Linked DNA regions of Homo sapiens: region 1 is linked to region 2. A link is an interaction called in ENCODE POLR2A ChIA-PET data of the cell type or tissue named here. Cell type or tissue: PC-9. All regions are shown on one strand. Links, peaks and the distances in the headings refer to the core of each region. The heading gives the core; the rest is flanking DNA. Region 1 has its middle 17 kb from the start of KRT85. Region 2 overlaps KRT80 (keratin 80).

The links. ChIA-PET counts read pairs that join two places held together with the same protein. Peaks named below come from ENCODE experiments on the same cell type or tissue, not always from the same donor. Only the 100,000 strongest peaks of a DNase experiment are listed, where the experiment ranks them.
Region 1: POLR2A ChIA-PET joins it to region 2 with 5 read pairs; 4 of 35 experiments call an interaction of 5 or more read pairs at or near these places.

Annotation. Positions count from the first base shown.
Region 1 is chr12:52,347,644-52,353,015 of GRCh38, forward strand. It overlaps the pseudogene KRT89P. Among named protein-coding and RNA genes, the nearest start is that of KRT85, 17 kb to the right of the region's middle. RefSeq lists an enhancer at 1-13. In PC-9, for the core only: no CTCF peak of the experiment used is centred there; no DNase peak of the experiment used is centred there.
Region 2 is chr12:52,183,186-52,188,557 of GRCh38, forward strand. It overlaps KRT80 (keratin 80), which reads right to left. Exons shown (of 9, transcript NM_182507.3): 2 at 2,194-2,402. Among named protein-coding and RNA genes, the nearest start is that of KRT80, 6.1 kb to the right of the region's middle. RefSeq lists an enhancer at 383-1,208. In PC-9, for the core only: no CTCF peak of the experiment used is centred there; DNase peaks (open chromatin) are centred at 2,596 and 3,136; H3K27ac peaks cover 2,583 bases.

The DNA.
Region 1 (5,372 bases), core at 307-5,306, 160 kb after region 2:
AGCAGATAATCCAGGCCTCTCCCTCTGGCCACAATCTGGTTGATTAGATTTGTGCATAGAGCTATAGCTGATCTGGATTATTCAGGCCCCAAGGCGGGGTGAGCCGGGGTGACGGCATACACATAAATCCAGCTCTGTTGATCCCTGTATTAGTAGAATTCCACGTTACTCATTGCTTTGAGGCCACAGTCCCAATTCCAGCCTTTTCCTCTTAGAACTACAGTTTTTAAATTTTCCTGACTTGCTGGTAGTTTTCTAATTTCAGAGTTGGGATATTTTTTTTTTTTTTTAATTTCCTGAGAAGATAGGATCAGAAGGGGATTTGGAGTTGAGGGCACTGGTTGCTGTCTTCTACAGGAAATCTGCCTCCTTCAATCACAAATCTCTGACACCTCCATGGTGGTGAAGATGGACAACAGCTGGGAGCTCAACATGGACTTGGTTGTGGCTTAGATCAAGGCTCAGTATGATGATATTGCCAGCTGCAGCCGGGTGGAGGCTGAGACCTGATACCAAACCAAGGTAGTCTGGAGGGCAGGGCAGCCCCACTGAGACAGGAGGATAGCTGTGAGCCTCGAGTTTCCCTGGGAAACGCACTCCTGCACTCTAGAGGGGCTGCCGCTGAGGTCCTGGGTAGAGCAGGGCCAGAAGGCGGGAGAGCTGTGGAACAGTAGGCTGGCTGATTGGGTCGGGGACAGCAGCCTCTAGCCATTGTTTCTGCGTGTTTGCCTCTCAACCTGCAGTGCGAGGAGGTGAAGGCCACAGTGACCCAACAGGGTGAGAACCTCCGCAGAACCAAGGATGAGCTCAACGAGCTGAACTGCATGATCCAGAGGCTGACGGCAGAGGTGGAGAACGACAAGCAGCAGGTTGGGGGGCGCCGAGACCCCGCTCCATACACCTGCCACTTCTTGTCTGGTTCCTGCTTCCCTCCTATCTTCAGGGACTGCTACCATTTGGAGAGGCGTGTATTTGAACTGTGCCAGAGTACACTACTATAATCAGCATGCAAGGGCTCCTGTTCCAACACCCACTATTATCAAACTTCCAAATTCTTGTGGATCTGATAGGTGTAAACTGGCACCTAATTGTTATTTTAATTTTCATTTCTTTGGTTAAGTAGTGATATCAAATCTTTCCTCATACACTTACTAGTTATTTGTATTCCCCTTCTAAGACCTGTCTACTCATATATCTGCCCATTTTTCTATTGTGGTTCCTTCCTTTTTTCTTAGTGATTTGCAGTATTCCTTTGTCCATTCTATCTGGATTGTAAGCCTTTGTCAGTACACATATTGCAATTAACTTTCTCTCAGTCTATCACTTGTCTGTTTGTCCTTTATTGAGCCCAAATCTTTAAGCTGGATGTGCCCAAATCCATCTTAAGTTCTTCCTTTAATGGTTTAGACTTAGAAGGTATTGAGGTAATAGAGGTAGCCTCTTAAATTTCTCCCCCCGTTAGTTTTATAGTTTTACCTCTTGCATTTAGGTCTGTGATCCATCTGAACTTTATTTTTTTTTTTTGTATACACAGTGAGTAGGGTTCTAAATTAATTTTTCTACATATCATAAGAAAATAGATTATGTAATCCATCCTTTCGCCAGTGATTTGTAATACTACCTCCAGCACAACACAGTGCTCCCACACATGCCTGGCTTAATCTCTGTCTTCTGCCTTCTGAGTTGCTGTTCTTCATCACTGCACAGGATGTATCATTAGTAATTTGTTGTGGTTAAGACCTGAGTAATGAAATATGCGAGTGGTTTACTTTTTAGATGTGAAATTAGAGAAGATTCGAAGTTGTCCCGTGATAACAGTGCTTTTGTTCATTTGCTTCTGATATGCTTTCTTAAGCGGGGTGAAGGGAGGGGCTGTAGTTAGTGTGTCCGGAGTTGTTGCACATGGGAGCTTCTTTCAGCAAGATGATCTCAGCAGGCCAAAGAGTGAGACCCTGCACAGTGGCCTTTGAATACCTGAGCTTGGTGCTAATTAACTGCATAGCTTAGGGCAAGTCACAGCTTTTTGGAGTCTTAATTTCTTCATTTGCATAATGGGAACAATAATGCCTGTAGTGACAAGCTTGCAGAATAACTTTGAAGGTCAAATAAGATAACATCTATGAAAGTACCTTGTAAACGAACAACGGTATATACAAGTATAAGGTAATATCACTAATAATGATCATTCCTATTTCAGTGCTAACATTTCCTCCCTCTAATGGCTCACCTGCCAAACTCAAGTCAGTTTTATGATAAAGTGTACAAAAATGAAGGAAAAAAATCCAAATGGGCCATGTCCCTGCCTAGTTAATTTTCCATTTATATGTATTTCTTTTAAATAGTATTAAGTTTAAAAATTAACCGTTTTGAATGGAGATAAAATAGGATGACCAAGGCCACTGGAGACCCACCAGAGTCCCCACAACCTGCACCCTTTTTAAACTCCTTCCCTTCTGTCCATCCCCACAGCGCTGCAAGCTGGAGGCTGCGGTGGCCCAGTCTGAGCAGCAGGGTGAGGCAGCCCTCAGCAATGCCCACTGCAAGCTGGCTGAGCTGGAGGACGCCCTGCAGAAGGCCAAGCAGGACATGGCCTGCATGCTCAAGCAGTACCAGGAGGTGATGAACTCCAAGCTGGGCTTGGACGTGGAGATCGCCACTTATCGCAAACTGCTGGAGGGTGAGGAGATCCGGTGAGGACAGGGGCTCCAGGGTCCCTTCAGGTTCCTACTCAGAGCTGGACTGAAATATTCCAGGCAGAGAATGTTCAAACTGGGAAAGACTCTAGAAATCATGGACTCCAACCATGTCCCCATTTTGCAGATAGGGAAACTGACATCAGAGAGGGGAAGGGGCTTGCCCAAGAGCACAGCCAGTTAATGGCTCACCTAAAATGTACCAGTCTCTGGGCTGGCCACCAATGCTCTTCTCCCTCCTGCACGGCCCCTCAGGCTGGAATCTGGATCTCATTCCAAGGCCACTACTTTACCCTCTTGACTGAAAGGATGTTTCTGCAATCAGCTTCAGTGGGTTCTTAAAGCTGGAATCATTCAGAAAATTAGTTAAAGGCCATTTGATTTGGGATGTGCAAAGAATCCTATCAACCTAGATAGCCTGGTGTTCAGGACCAGGGAATAGAAATGAGCGGCACAAGTTCTGTCCTTGCAAAGGAAGACAAGACAGACATACATCAGTCCTCCAGAGCCTGGGGTTAGTGGCCCAGGGAAGCTGTCACAGAAGGAGGCTGCCTTCTCAACAGCTGAGGAGAAGCTATGCTGACAATTTGAGCCAAGAATTGAGGGCAGGTGAAGCCAGTGTGGGGCAGAGTGATGCGTATTTACACCTGGGATGGTTGCATGGTCCTCTGGACTTGGGACGGCCACATCGTTAGAGTTTCTAGCTGGGTCCCTTCAGGGCGGGGAGGCTAGACTGGGTAGTAGAGTATACAGGTGAAGAGCACAGGCCATGAGCCCACTCTGGGTTCAAATCCCAGCTCTGCCACTTATTAGCATGTGACCTCTTTGTACCTCAGCATCTTCAGCTGTAAAACAGAGATAATCACAAAATCCACCTTGTAAGGCTGTTGCAGGATTAAGTGAGTTTTAATGGAACATAGTAAGCCCCAGTAGGAGGAGGTGATTGTCATGAGATGATGGCCAGGCTGGGCTGCCCCCATGAAGAGGGAACTCAAAGGCCTGGTTGGCTTTGGAAACCTTCCATGAAGCGTCACTGATGGCAGCCCGGCCACGCTGCTGGACTTGCTCCATGCTTGGCTCAAGCACACACACTTTTCTGCCAGCTTCCTTGGGGCTTTGGGTGAAGCCACTGGAGTTCTGTCTGCATTCGGATACTTAAGCCCCCAACCCACTCACTAGCATTCAGTGAGCAGCTGGCACTTGCACTGATTTTCATTATGATACTAATAATTAATGGATTAATAACTCAATCAGAATTATTAGTACACATCCCCTATCCATGTGATTTTAAAGTCAATTTAGCATATTGTGCTATGTGTACTGTGGCCATTGACCTTTTAAGAGACTGCCTCCTCTTGGCATTTAAAATATTTAATTTAATTACATAAGTAATGCTCGCTGCTGCCAATACAGAAAATAAGAAAACAAAAGCATTCAGAGCCACTCAACTCAGAGATAGCTGTCGCCAGCATTGTGGTTTGACAGGCACCACCACGGGCACTGTGGGTTCCTTGAAAGGGCACAGTCGTAAGGCTGTGGCAATGCCAGACTGAGTGGCAGGAAACCGAGCCAGATGTGTACATCCTCACTCAAAAGATGAGTGAAGAAGTGTTTTGAGCTGGGCAGAATGAGGCAGGGTAGAGCTTTCCTGGGGAAAAAGGTTTGAAGTGGGAAGCTACAAAAGGGGAGACAGAACAGAAAGTGCAGAGAGGTGTGAGGGAGGAGGGAGTGTTTATAAAAAGCCCACTGTAGTGGTATATATGTCTCATCATAAATAATATCCACATATTTTTTGAGACAGAGTCTCACTCTGTTGCCCAGGCTGGAGTGCAGTGGTGCAATCTTGGCTCATTGCAAACTCCTCTTCCCGGATTCGAGTGATTCTCCTGCCTCAGCCTCCCAAGTAGCTGGGACTACAAGTGCCTGCCACCATGCCTGGCTAATTTTTGTATTTTTAGTATAAAAAGGGTTTCGCCACGTTGGCCAGCCTAGTCTCGAATTCCTAGGCTCAAGTGATCCACCTCCCTCAGTCTCCCAAGGTGCTGGGATTACAAAAATGAATTGTTTATAATGTTGGTAGCAAACATATTGGATTTCCTTACTATGTGCCAGTCTCCATTTTAGGCACTTTCCATGTAGAACTCAATCGAACTTTACAATAATCCTTTCAGGCAGGTATTATCACCCCCATTTTATGCTGGAGAAATTGAGGCACAGAAAGGTTAAGCGACCTGCCCAAGATCACCCAGCTAGTAAGCCGCACAGCCAGATTTAAGTCCAGGCAGCCTGGCTTGAGAGTCCAGGCTCTTAACCACACCATACTCTTCAGCCTCCCTCTGCATTGAATGAAATCAGATAGATGTCTGGGGTACCATTTAAAATCATGGTATAAAAATGAATCTGTTTGAGTAATAGGCAAGCTTTTTCCTGCTCAGAGACGTCTAGCTAGGTAGCAGCAGCTTCCATCACCACTTTGGCTTTGCTGGCATTTCCAGCCAAGGGACCAGGAGGATGCCCCCCTCATCTCTACTTCCCAGTTCACCAAATTTCCATGGCTGAAAGCCAAACATGGCATAAAGTGGCATTTTGGATCCTGTAAGCTAACATACTCCTGTCCTTTTGGGATCCCAGCAAGCAGGACCAACACTGATGCTGTCTGCAGCAGGTGGGTAGCTTCCC
Region 2 (5,372 bases), core at 103-5,102:
ATCCTTGGGGTTTCTGCTACCTCAAAGCCTTCGGAAGTCTCCATCCCCATAGAGGCTTAGGTCCCCTATTCCACTCCCAATCCTCTGCCAGTCTGTCAGCCACCAGCTCCCAAACCCATTCTCAGGCATTTTTTAGCTTGTCACACCTGCACCACCATCCCCACCCCCGCAACTTGTTTATTTCTGGGAGTGAGGCTGATCTCATCGGCTCCGTAGAGACAGGGCACAGCCCTTCCCTACTGGGGCTTGGCCTGGCGTCTCCTGGCTCCTGGGGGCCCTAGGCTCTGCACAGTCAGGCTGTAGCTCCCCTGGCTCTGGCCTGAAGACCGAGAAGCCCTCCAGCCAGGCTGTTTGCCCAGTCTCTCCTTCCCAACTCGGGTGGGTTCCCTACCCAGAGAGAGGAAGAGAGGCTCAGCCTAAGCAGTAGAGTCAGGTAGCAGGCGGATAGAAACCAGGCGGCAGGCCAAATGAGGGGGCTGAGCCAGATTAAAACAACAGGTAGTGTGTGTATAGAACTTCCAGTTACAAAGTGCTTCCATGGACGTGATCTGGCGGAGCTCGTGGGAGCAGCCTTACCCAGTGGCTGGCTGGGGTTAGGGATGGGACTTAGCATGCAAGGCTGTGTAACTGAGGACAAGCCCTGCCCTTTCAGGGCCTGTTTCCTTCCCTGTAAAAGGAGGATCCAGGGCTCCCTCTGGCTCTGGCATTCTCTGAGCCTTTGAGGGCCAAAGATCTACTGGGGATCAGGAAAGTGGGTCACAGATTCTGGTGAGCTGCCCCGACTGCCCGGTCATGGTCAGGTACTAGGAAGCTGGGTCTCTCCGGAGGGGCGGTCAGATGCCCTGTGTGTGTTTCCCTAGGCCTGGGAGGGCAGGGCTGGGGAGAGGCGATGGGTAAACTCAGCTACAGCCCAGGTCTCTGGACTCCTGGACAGGACAGGTGCTCTCCACTCTCCAGCCTGCCTGGACGGCTGCTCTGGAGGTTGTGGGTCTCACCTCAGATTGGCAGGGTTTGGGGCTGGGCCGCAGCACTGCAGGAGGGGAGACCAAGGGTTCAGCCTGCCCTGTCCTCCCCTCACGCTGGCTGGAGGTCTCCTTGCAAGGAGACCAGACCCAAGGAGGTCGGTGCAGGGCACAGCCACTCTCCTCTGCCCCAGGCTCCTTGTTCCTGAAGCCCTGCCCACTACCTGACCACAGAGGGTCACCTCTCCTCTAAGCAGCCCGAGTGACCAGCCTTCCCTTTTAGACTGGCCAATTCAGTTCAGCAAACCTGTGTCAAAGACCTGCTGTGTGCTGAGAACTTCAGCCTTTTAGGGATAGAAAAGCTGCCATTTATAACTGCCAGTCACCATGCCACACTCTCAACTTCCTCCTCAGGTTAGATACCTACTTTAGATTGGCATCAACCATAATCATTCCCGTTTCACACAGGAAGAAACTGAGGTTCAGATATTAAGCCACTTACTGGAGGTCACAAAGCTAGTGATGGGTGATGATGAAGATTAAACCTCATTCTGGGCTAATGCCCAAGCCTGGGCCCATAAATGCTGGGATATACTGCCCAGCAACTGTTTGTCTGTCTGTCTGTCTGCCCCACTAAGTTGTAAAGGCACCTTGCATACTGGGGCTGTTTTCCTTATCTGTCTCTTTCCAAGTCTACCTTGATGTCTGGCATGCATTGCTTCTTTATTCAAATCAAACCCATTCTTTCCATCCCCTTCCTGCTTCCTGGTGGCTTTCCTCTCCTTTCCAACCCAGTCGAGATCAAAATCTAAAGCCACATCTAAAACAGAAACCCATCTGTTCTAGCTAGTGACGTAATTTCCCATTGCCAGAGCAACATGTGGACAAGAGCAAGTGTGTCCATAGGTACAAGAGGACGGCTGCTCGAGGCAGGGGGTGCGGGTTATGATGATGCCCAAGGGCCAGCAGGCACAGGGTTTAGCTGGGAGCCAGCACAAGATTGACTTTGTTTTAAGGGTTGCTATTAGGGAGGGGGCGGCTGTAGGTTCACAGCCATATCCTCAGTATTTAGAATACTGCCTGGCACATACCAGTCCCTCAATAAATGTCTCAGGTAAAGAAATGTTGCAGAACATCTTTCCTCTTTCTCTGGCTTAAGTGCCTCCCATCTGAGCACAGCTTGGTCCCAGCCCTCAGGCCTTGCTCATGGCTCTCATGGGGCTCTACGTACCTGATTCGAAACTCCTCAACCTTCTCCAGCACCTGCAGCAGGTTGGCCTCCAGCTGCCCCCGCTCCTGGCTCACTTTGCGCAGTTCCTCCTGCAGCCGGCCCTGATATTCCTCATAGAGATGCCCGAGGTCGAAGATGGCTGAGTCCTGGCCCTGCAGGAAGCTCCAGCGTGTCTCCAGCAGCTGGTTGCGCTGTTCCAGGGCTTGCACCTGGGAGAGCAGGAAGGCGGCGAATGGGTCAGGTGTGGACCAGTCGGGGGCTGAGGCCCCGGGCTGACCAGCAAGAGCCCACGGAGGGCTCCCTGGGAAGTGGCAGCTCATTTATGCACACCACCCAGGGCGCTCACTCAGCAGAAAGCACCTCCAATGACTGATTGTTAAAACTGAAGATGGTGAGATAAGGACAGGATCAGAGCAAGGTGGAGCCAATTAGCAAAGGTTTCCAGGCGAGGGCAGGGCAGGGCTGGCAGAGGAAGGGGGTAAGAGGGTGTGAGAGTGCCAAGCATGCGACAGGCTCTCCATGCCTGCCTGGGGCTGGGGCGGGAGACCCCAGGGAACATGGGGTGTCAGAGGCCTATCTGCCCCCTTGCCACCACGACAAGTGTGGTCCCATCTTGTCCTGGAAACTCAGCAGGGTAGGGCCTGGTTAGTACTGTCCTTAAGTGCTCATCCTCTCGATGACAGAGGCTCCCTGAACCTCAGTTTCCCCAGCTAGAAGTTAGGAATGATAACACCTGCCTGCGCGGTCCTCTCCTTCCCTCCACCCTGTCCAGCCGAGCTCAGCCTGGGGCTCTCCCTGCCTCCTCCCCACCCTGCCTGTCCTCTCTATTCTCCTTCCCATCACCAGGCCCTCTGCTCTCCCCATTTGTTCTTCCAGCTCCCTCCTGCAGGAAGCTCTCTGTGACTCAGGTTGAAAGACTTCCCTCTTCCCTCCAGCACTGAGGCCTTCAGTTTAGCTGCTCCTCCTTTGTCCTGAGCCACTACTCTCCCCATGAGACTGTGGGGACACCTGGGGATGTGCTTTGGGATACGACAACAGCAGGTGCTCATGTGGCCCCTGCTGTGTGCCAGGCCTTGCTCTACATGCTTGACCCATGAAATCCCTGCAGCACCCCCATGGGTGGGTACTATTATAAGCTGTATTTTACAGATGAGGAAACCAGAGGTGATGGAACTTGCCCAAGGTCACAAAATTAGCAAGTGGCAGAGCCAGGCCTGGAATCCAGGAACTTTGGGTTTAGAACCTTTTAACCACTATGACACATGCGTCCTGTGTGTTGCTGGTCACTGTGGGCCCTGGGATCCCAGCTACCCTTCATGGGCTGGCTTCTGCCTCCAGTTAGGGACAGTTTTGCCTCGAGGTGAAACCCTGGGAGGGCTCTGAGCCCAGCTGCGCCTCTCAGACTCTGCCTACCATATGCCTCTTGCTGGGAGGGTCCTGCGCAGTCCTCTCCTTCCTTCTACCCAGTCCAGCCCAGCTCAGCTTGGGGCTCCCCCTGCCTCCCTCCTCCCCACCCTGGCTGTCCTCTCTACTCTCCTTCCCATCACCAGGTCCTCCTCTCCTCCCCATTTGTTCTTCCAGCTCCCTCCTGCAGGAAGCCCTCCATGACTCATATCTTGAAAGGCCCCCAGTTTACCTGTTTCTCATTTGTCCTGACCCACCACTTTCCCCATCACACTGGGAGCCATCTGCTCCCCCTTGGGGCCTCTCCTCCCTTGGTGCCAGGGATAGGCCATGAGGGCAGGCCATGAGGTTGGAGGCCTGGTTGGGGCCTGGCTCCCGTCAGTGTGGGTTGTTTGTCATGAGGATGTTTTGATAACCAGCCCAGTGATGCTCCCTATGGTCACAGGTGAGTAGCTGGGCCTTCTCCCACCACTGCCGGTGCTGCTGGCCCAGGCTCCCAGAATCGTAGCCTGCGAGAGCTGCCAGCAGCCTTTTGGATCAGCTGAGCTGGGCCCTTCATTTGCAGAGGAGGCAATGGAGGCCAGGGGTGTCAAGTGACTTCTCCAGGGTCACAAAGCAACTCGGTGGCCCAGCTTCCCAGAGAGCCCCATCTGATGGCCACTGCCCTCTCTGCACCTTCGTAGGCTCCCGAACGGTCAGGTGGGGCCAGCCCCTCTCTCTCTGCTCTGCTTCTTCAGGGTGTCCTTGTTTTTCCTGAAGTGCTCTGACGACCCTTCGACATTCACAGCAGACAACGCCAGCAGGAATACTGGATGATGGCGTTTGACGGTATTTGCGGGCTGCCATTCCCCTGCATATCTGTACTGGTAGGTTCTGCTTGAAGCCAACCTTAATCCTGCTCTCTGCTGTACTCACAGCCAAACAGGTTCAGTAGGGATGGAGGTCAAGAGGGTTTCTGCCCTGCCTTGTGAGTGTGAGAGGGAGCGTTGGGGGGGCAGGTATCTGCTCACCCCACCTTGCCTCCGTTTTGACAAGCAGGAGCCCCATGTTTACACTGAGGGTGGAGTGAGAGGAGAGATGTGAGGCTCCTTCCTCCACCCATGAGCAGCAGAGAAATCTTCACACCAGGAAGTTCTTCCTACAGTCTAACCTCAATTCCCTATGCTTCAGCACTAGCTCGCTGGGACATGGTGTGCGTTTGGCCGGCCAGTCCAGCTAGAAGGCATCTGTGGTCTTAGGGGATCAGGGACAGCCCCCTGTTTTCTGCTGCCCTTGGGGGAGTCTCTGGTTGTCTCAGTGGGCGGGGATGGAAATTCATTCCCCACTTGGGACCTTCCTTGCAGAAAGGCTCCTCCCTCTCAGAACAAGGACCTGGGGAGGGCTCATAATCCTGGTGCCCTGAGAGGTGCCAGGTTAATTGCCTCCAACCCAGGAAGACTGCCGAGCCTTCACCTCTGATTCCTCCTCTCTGTTCTGCCTGGCCCTCTGCCCTTAGATCATACAGTAGCAGCTGTAGCAGGGACCTCTCCATTTTACAGATGAAGAAACTGAAGCCCAGTTGAAAAGTAGGGCCAGGTTGGGGCTGAGGTTAGGGGAGAGGCATGTTGTTTTGTGGGGGAAACCGAGCAGCCTAAACTGGAACTCCTGGAGGGAGACAGGCCGGACATCCCAGAGGCTGCAGGTCTTACAGGGGAGTGCCTCTGGGCCACACAGGTAGTGTTCCTTAGCGGGGGCTGTTGAATCCCCGGCCTTCAGCCAGACATTGGCTTTAGCCA